Regions from separate parts of the Homo sapiens genome. Here regions 2 and 3 are each linked to region 1. A link is a loop called in an ENCODE intact Hi-C map of the cell type or tissue named here. Cell type or tissue: heart left ventricle. All regions are shown on one strand.

The links. A loop is a pair of places that touch in the nucleus more often than their neighbours do. Peaks named below come from ENCODE experiments on the same cell type or tissue, not always from the same donor. Only the 100,000 strongest peaks of a DNase experiment are listed, where the experiment ranks them.
Region 2: a loop joins it to region 1, with 2.9 times the contacts of the local background. A loop is called at or near these places in 54 of 110 quality-filtered maps.
Region 3: it touches region 1 in a loop (1.9-fold over the local background); 46 of 110 quality-filtered maps call a loop at or near these places.

Annotation. Positions count from the first base shown.
Region 1 is chr2:219,293,982-219,296,481 of GRCh38, reverse strand. PTPRN (protein tyrosine phosphatase receptor type N) reads left to right here. Exons shown (of 23, transcript NM_002846.4): 17 at 1-43; 18 at 137-256; 19 at 1,341-1,507. MIR153-1 (microRNA 153-1) reads left to right here and starts at 2,282; the gene lies at 2,282-2,371. RefSeq lists an enhancer at 1,341-1,635 and a silencer at 1,326-1,825. In heart left ventricle, CTCF peaks have their summits at 1,309 and 1,510 (motif pointing right); a DNase peak (open chromatin) is centred at 1,471; H3K4me3 peaks cover 1,111 bases; H3K27ac peaks cover 671 bases.
Region 2 is chr2:219,056,969-219,059,468 of GRCh38, reverse strand. It overlaps IHH (Indian hedgehog signaling molecule), which reads left to right. Exons shown (of 3, transcript NM_002181.4): 2 at 1,775-2,036. It overlaps MIR3131 (microRNA 3131), which reads left to right and starts at 719; the gene lies at 719-781. In heart left ventricle, a CTCF peak has its summit at 1,303 (motif pointing left); DNase peaks (open chromatin) are centred at 398, 1,318 and 2,426; H3K4me3 peaks cover 1,376 bases; H3K27me3 peaks cover 2,500 bases.
Region 3 is chr2:219,244,243-219,246,742 of GRCh38, reverse strand. GLB1L (galactosidase beta 1 like) reads left to right here and starts at 1,299. Exons shown (of 17, transcript NM_001286423.2): 1 at 1,299-1,514. STK16 (serine/threonine kinase 16) reads right to left here and starts at 1,264. Exons shown (of 8, transcript NM_001330213.2): 1 at 947-1,264; 2 at 658-847; 3 at 1-86. The coding sequence starts at 743. RefSeq lists enhancers at 1,123-1,552, 1,001-1,583. In heart left ventricle, no CTCF peak of the experiment used is centred here; a DNase peak (open chromatin) is centred at 1,272; H3K4me3 peaks cover 1,509 bases; H3K27ac peaks cover 1,332 bases.

The sequences.
Region 1 (2,500 bases):
CACGCAGGGCCCGCTGTCCCATACCATCGCAGACTTCTGGCAGGTGGGCTCTTAAAGGGAGGGCTTCGCTGGGGTCCTTGTGGCCACGAGGTCCCAGGGAGGTTAGAGTGGAGCTCAACTGGGTCTCTGTCCCTAGATGGTGTGGGAGAGCGGCTGCACCGTCATCGTCATGCTGACCCCGCTGGTGGAGGATGGTGTCAAGCAGTGTGACCGCTACTGGCCAGATGAGGGTGCCTCCCTCTACCACGTATATGAGGTCAGCAGGGCCCCACAGCAAGGGGACAATGGATGTGGGAAGAGTAGATGATGGCCTTTTCGTAACGTTTTCTTCACCAAATGAGCACTCAACAGTCTTTTTAAAAAGGCTTTTATTGGCCCTGCTCATGATTCATACATATATGAATATATATAAACACATATATGCATACCCATATATTCACATATATACATGTGTGTGTCCTGTTTACAGAACATACATGTGTGTGTGTGTGTGTGTGTGTGTGTGTCCTGTCTAGAGTCAAAAAGCGTTCATAGAGACTTATGATAAAGGCACAGAGATCAAACTATAAAACCACCAAAACCGAGGTAAGAAGCTAACAGCTAAGTGTATATTAGACAGGGAAGATAAGGATACCCAAAGACTGAGATTAAGACCTACGTTAATTGAACCTAATTTAGCTCTGAGTTTCCTGGTGGCCAAAGCAAAGAAAGACATACCACCCGTTACATACGTTACTAATGTAAAAGAGAAACAAACTTTTTCATTAGGAGAGAGACTAGGTGGAGGGGTGGAGAAGGAGGGGGAACTGGGCAGAGGCCAAGCAGGGGAAAGAGAAATATTTCAGACAAATGGGAGAACGTGAGTCCCCACTAAGACAAAAAAACCTTAAGAACACAGCAGAAGCTTCTCATCACCAGATGAGCCTGAATAGTAATTTTTTCCCCACCAAATAAGCACATGACGGTTTTTTTAAAAAGCCTTTCATTGGTCCTGCTGGTGGTTAACGAAAAAAATCCAGTAAGAATACTACAGAATTTCATCCAAGTTTATGGCACGTGTAGCACCGATACTCTGGTAGACCCTGCGAGGAAGAGGGAGGAGAAACTCCGACCTCGAGAGGCTCACAATAGCTGTGTCTGGGTGGAAAAGCTACTAGTGGTCCTGAGCAGTAGATAAGTGACAGGCAGCCAGGGTTCCTGGGACCGCTGGAACTTAGAATTTGAACCGGCCTGGGAGGCCGGGCGGTGGTTGGAGAGACCGAGAAGGTCGCGAGGAGAGCGCGCGCAACGCGGGGACTGGGGCAGCCCGCGGCGCTCAGGCCTGGGCCCCTGCCGGGCAGGTGAACCTGGTGTCGGAGCACATCTGGTGCGAGGACTTTCTGGTGCGGAGCTTCTACCTGAAGAACGTGCAGACCCAGGAGACGCGCACGCTCACGCAGTTCCACTTCCTCAGCTGGCCGGCAGAGGGCACACCGGCCTCCACGCGGCCCCTGCTGGACTTCCGCAGGTGAGCGCGGGCGCCCCCGCCTGGAGGGACCGCATGGGCGGGGGCGGAGCCGGGGTCCGCCCGCCGCTCGGCCTGGAGCCCCGGGTCGGGCCTGGAGCCTCGGCCTCTGACTTCTGGCCGCCCGCTCCAGACCCCACGCTCCCACCCCTAAAAGCAGGCCTGAGGCTCCGGCTGTGCCCTTCCCCGAGCCTCCACCACCCGCGTGGGCCAGCTCCGCGCCGGCCGCTGCTGCTCTGCTCCCTCCCTCTCACGCTCCCGGGACTGGCTCCTTCTCCTCCACCTGCTTCCTCCAGAGGGCCCTCTGCTTTCTGTCTCCCCTCCCTCTCCAGGACCCCTGCTTCCTTTCTCCTTCCAGTTCCCTCCTGCCCCGCTGTCTCCAGGCCCTGCACTGCGCTGCCTTGCTGCCCCCTCCGTCTCTCACTCCCGCCTGCCCGTCTCCCCTCCTTCATCCCTCTCCGTCCCTCCTTCATCCCTCTCCGTCTCTTCGCCTCTTTTTTCTGTGTCTTTCATTCTTTTTCCTTTCCTCTTTCTTCCTCTTCTCTCTCCCCATCTCTCTCTCACTCTGTCTCTGCCTCACCCTTTCCCTCTCTCTCCATTTCTCCCTCTCCGCGCTTCTCTTCCTTTCTCTCTGCCCTCTCCCCTGTTTTTCTCCACCTCCTTCCCCTGTCTGCCAGTTTCTCTCTGCTGCTCTGTCCGTCTCTCCCTCTCCCTCCCGCTGCCTGTCTTTCCTCTCTCTGTCCTTCCCTCTCCCTTCTTCCCTCTTTCTCTCTCTCCCTCACAGCTGCCAGTGTCATTTTTGTGATCTGCAGCTAGTATTCTCACTCCAGTTGCATAGTCACAAAAGTGATCATTGGCAGGTGTGGCTGCTGCATGGACAGACAGGACATGTGGCCCGGGGACCACCCCGAGCTGGGAGCAAGGGGTACAGGGAAGAGGCAAAGACTGTCGAAAGGAGTGTGGGAGGATCTCTGGATTCTGGGGGGCTCAGTGGAG
Region 2 (2,500 bases), 240 kb after region 1:
GCTTGGTGGTGGGGACGGGAAGGAGTGGAAAAGAGGGGCTGAGATGCCGAGGGAGGCAGGGACCAGGGCTGACGCTAGTCTCTGCATGCTGGAGTAGGACCCGCGCTCCACCCAAGCTTAGAGGCGCAAATTCCTTCCCAGCAGCCAGGTCCGCGAGGGGAGAGACCTTCACCCCCTTCCTTCGGGGTCTCCCGAGGCTTCCCCCTGAAAGCAGGCCCCTGGCTTTCTAGATCCGTTGGGAAGAGCAGCTAGACTCAGGGCCCTCAGCATGCACCCTGGCGCCGGGGCTGGCCGGCCAGTGTCGGGGCCGAAGGTTGGCTGGTGGCCGGGCCGGGCCGGGCGCCGAGGAATGCAGATAAGGATCCGGGCCACGGGCTGGGCAATCATTGACAGCGCACGCCCGGGCTCTGGACCCGAGAGGGGGCGGTGGCAGTGAGGGAGAGAGGCGGGGAACCAGGGCTGCAGGCGGGCATAGGTGCGGGGCTAGAAGCCTGACGGCAGGGTCTACGAAGGAGCAAGCGGAGCTCCCTCCCTGGGCAGTAAGCACCCCCAGCCAGGCTGTGCACCAGCGAGGACCTGCGAGGCCCTGGGTTGTAGCTGCTATTGGCTCCTAGGAAGGCTGAGTCCAAGGGTCTGTGAGGCCCGGGCTCTGCAGGGTGGGGGTAGGTTGAGACTTGGGCTGCCCACACTTGTTGGCGCCTCGAATCTCAGAGTCTCAGAGTCGAGGACTGGTGGAAGGGCCTTTCCCCTCAGACCAAGGCCCTGGCCCCAGCTTCTTCTCAGAGTCAGCTGCACAGTCTCTTGGGCTCTCAGGACCCAGGCACACCAGGAGGCAGCAACCAAGGATGACCGCTTCGGTCCTTCCCCCAGGGCGCGGCTCTACCCCAACTCCACGTGAGGAGGATGGTGGAGCTGGCTCCCTGAGATCAGAAGCTTGGTTTATGGAGTTCCTTCCTACGGTATAGGGGCGGGGCACCGGTGCAGAGGTCCTGGAGGTCTGGGATTGTCAGCCCCTTTTGCGCCTTGCAGAGGAAGACGTTGCATGTGGCCCCCCATTGGGCGGCCCTGGCGCTAATCCGCCGGTTTCTGGTTCCCTGGCCCTGTCATCTCTGGCGGGGTTGTGGGCCGGTTTAAGATTATAAGAGGGTCCCGGCGGGAATCCTCGGTGGTGCTCGAGGGATCCAGGCAGGCCGGCGATTCCCCTCCAACACACCCCCTGAAGCTACCGAGACGCTCTGCACCTGCCGCGCCTCCAGAGCCTGTCGTCCCCAGGCCTCAGCCCTGAGGCTGCGGTGACACCTACTGGGCACCTCGGGCCTTGCACGCCTCGCAGGCCGGCCGCAGGCAGTCGGCTCTGCTGCCACTCCTCCCTCCCGGCCGCTGGCTGGCCCTCCTGCCTTGGAGGCACAGAGGGACCGGGCGCTGAAAGGTGTAGTCCTGTCTGTGGAGGGATGGATACCCGGAGCTGAAGACAGCACAGGAGAGAGGGGACCTCCACCTACCAGTGAAGGCGCCGCCAGGGCGCTTGCCTCCATGCCTCCTCCAGATTTGTGATACCGCCGTGCGGTCCAGATCCCCGGGGGCGGCTGTATGCTAGGGAGGGAGCACTTCAGGGCCCTCTGTTCCTAAGGGAGAGGGACAGCACCCTCCCGGGCTTCCAGCTCCCTTGGGTGTGGCGGGAGAGTTCTGGGCGAGGCTGCGCCTACACCTGCACCTCGGCCGGCTCCTCCGGCTGATTTCGCTCTGGTTGATTTCGCGCACATTCCTCTCCCAGCGCTGCAAGGACCGCCTGAACTCGCTGGCTATCTCGGTGATGAACCAGTGGCCCGGTGTGAAGCTGCGGGTGACCGAGGGCTGGGACGAGGACGGCCACCACTCAGAGGAGTCCCTGCATTATGAGGGCCGCGCGGTGGACATCACCACATCAGACCGCGACCGCAATAAGTATGGACTGCTGGCGCGCTTGGCAGTGGAGGCCGGCTTTGACTGGGTGTATTACGAGTCAAAGGCCCACGTGCATTGCTCCGTCAAGTCCGGTGAGCCGCCGCCGGGGGGCTGGGCCCGGGGCCGGGGCCGCAGGGCATGGGCAGGAGGAGTAGTGCCGAGAAGGTGAAGAGCCCGCCCGGGGATGGAGGCAGGGATCCGGGGGAAGAGGACATCAGCGGCGCTCTCCAAGGCTGCTCCTGACCGTGACTGCCTGCTCATCCCATGCCTGGCAGTGTCATGGTAGGAGCCTAGGGCGATAGGGCCCTGTCCCAGGGCTGCTGGGTGCTGACCTGGTGGCCCACAGTCCAGAGCCTGCCACAGGAGGTGCAAGACAGAGCAAGCTGGACAGATGGAGGAAGCCAGGCTGCCAGACAAGGCCTCCCCACCCCACCTGGCACAGAACAAGGCGGGTGGTGGGGCCAGGAGCCGGGGTATGCCCAGACACCTGCATGCCTGACCAGGAGCCCAGAGGCTCAGAACCCACCACCCAGCTGCAGGTCAGCCCTCCCTGGGG
Region 3 (2,500 bases), 50 kb after region 1:
CCTGCTGCTCGTGACACAGGATTCGCTTCAGGGCGTAGAAGTGTCCATCATGTAACCCTTCCACTAGGTCCACATAGCTGAACCCACTGTGGGCCAAAGGGGTCAATAAAGGGCCATGGTCATCTCCCACATGGCTTGGACCTAGAGAAATTTCCTGGTGGGGAGTGGGGTGTCCTTCCCATTTAGCAGAAACCTTCCCAAGATGTGGCTCTAAGAGAAATCTGAAGAATATTACACCGTGAGCTCCTCAGGAGCAGAGATATAGAAATCTTTGAGGTCCTATGGTCGTAATAGAGACCTCTGCACTTGACAGATGCTAAATAAATAATAGCCAACACTTATCAAGTACTTGTCAACCCCGCATTGGGTGAGACATTTTATACACATTATCTCATTTAATCCTCACAACTCCATCAGTGAGGGATAATAATCATCTCCATTAAGCTGATGAAAAAAACATGGTTTATCAAGGTCACACGAGGTGGATTTAGCAGGCCTGGCTCCAGAATCCACCTTCTTGATACTGTGTAGCTAGGTTCTGTCAGGTGAGAGAGGACAGGGATAGGGATAAAACCCTTGTGCCCCAAGCATATGCACACCGCTGTCCTTCAATGATCATAAACTTGAGGACTAGTTAACTGACTTCCAAACACTCACCCCTCCCCCAGTTTCTGGATGAAGAGGTAGCGCTTATTGTCAATGATGACAGTTCCCCGAGAGCAGACACACAGCGCGTGGCCCATAATGTCTCAGTCATCCTCTTCAAGGACGGTCTGAGGCTACCGAAGAGCTCGTCCAGGGTGAGTGGGCTCTTCCAGGAGATGCGCTGGGGGCCCAGCGGATCATGCTGGAAAGAAAACAACGGCAGGGTCACAGGTCCGGCACAATCCAGACGACCCATGAAGTACCAATGCGGAGAGCTCAGGCCCAGGTCTCTGGAACCTACACTATAGTGTAGAGAAAACAGGCCCTGCTCCGTCGCCAGCTTCAGGGGTGGGGTCAGGCGCCTTACGGCCTCAGGACACACAGCGGCTACCGGGCCACTTCCTCCAACCCCAGCCCATCTTTGGGCAGCCCCCGCTCCCACGCCCATCGCGCCGCAAAAGCAGAGCATAGCGTAGTTTCAGAGGACGTGCGAGGCTCAGGCCCACTCCTGGCAGGGCCCACCCCGGTCTAGGAGCCCAGAGCCCGGGATGGGCCATCTGCACTGCCGGACTGACCTGGCTCGGGCCAGAGAGAAGCGCCACCGACCGGAAGCAGTGCTGACATCATCAGTCCGCGCCGGCGTAACGGCCCGCGGTATCTCAGCAACCGCTGGGCATCCGGAGGATGTGGGGACGCGGAGCTGAGAGGCTCCGGGCTAGCTAGGTGTAGGGGTGGACGGGTCCCAGGACCCTGGTGAGGGTTCTCTACTTGGCCTTCGGTGGGGGTCAAGACGCAGGCACCTACGCCAAAGGGGAGCAAAGCCGGGCTCGGCCCGAGGCCCCCAGGACCTCCATCTCCCAATGTTGGAGGTAGGAGGCTTCATACCTCTGGCGCTCTGGGGCAGAAAGCGGCCAACTACACTGCAGCCTGGAGGGGGATCCAGTGAGGGGCGGGTCTGGTGGCCTGGTCTCCTGATCCCGTACAACCTTCTGGGCTCTGGCCTGTATCCCACTACCCCTAGTCTCAGTGGTTAAGAGCTCAGGCTTGTGAACCAGACTTCCAGTTTCTAAATTGAGTGTTAATAGCATGCTAGCTGTGTAACCTCGGGCAAGTTACTTAACCTCTCGGATCCTTACTTTTGGTAGCTGTAAAATAGGTATAATAGTACATAAGGTTAAGTAGCTTAACTGTGAGGCCAGACTGACTAGTTCAAATGACAGCTCCGTTAACGTAGTTGTGTGACCTTGGACAGGCTACTTAATGTTTCTGTCCTTTCCTCTCCTCCTCTGTAAAATGGAAATAATTATCTACCTCATGGAGTTGAAGATTAAATGAGATGTACAGTGTTTAATACAATATCTGACACATAGCCTTCAGTACGTGTCAATAAACCGTAATTATTATTACCCTGATCTTCACATCCCATTCTTGAGACTGTAAAGGCAAAAGGAACGGAAATTCACAGATTTTCGAGCTTTGGCACAAAGCAGTTGTCCTTAATATCTGTTGCGGAGGCAGGCAGGGGTAAGCTGGAGAGGGGTGCACTTCCAAAGAAGGTGGAATGGCCAGGAGGGAATGGCTGTTTTGCTGAAACAGGACTCTCCAGGAAAGAGGTCCTTCTTGTGACCTGGTTCCTCCCTTCCACACCCCGGATCACCCTGAAGATTTTCCAATGGTTTCCCCTGGTTCTGAACCTGTTTTAGCCTTTTGGTTATGACATTGATTCATCCAGATTTAACCTACTATATACCCGGCCCTGTGCTAGAGGCTGAGGATTTGAGATGAACAGGGCACTCCCTGTCCTCAGGGAGCCCAGTCAAGTAAAGCCATGCTTCTCAATTTTGAAGGTGCCTAG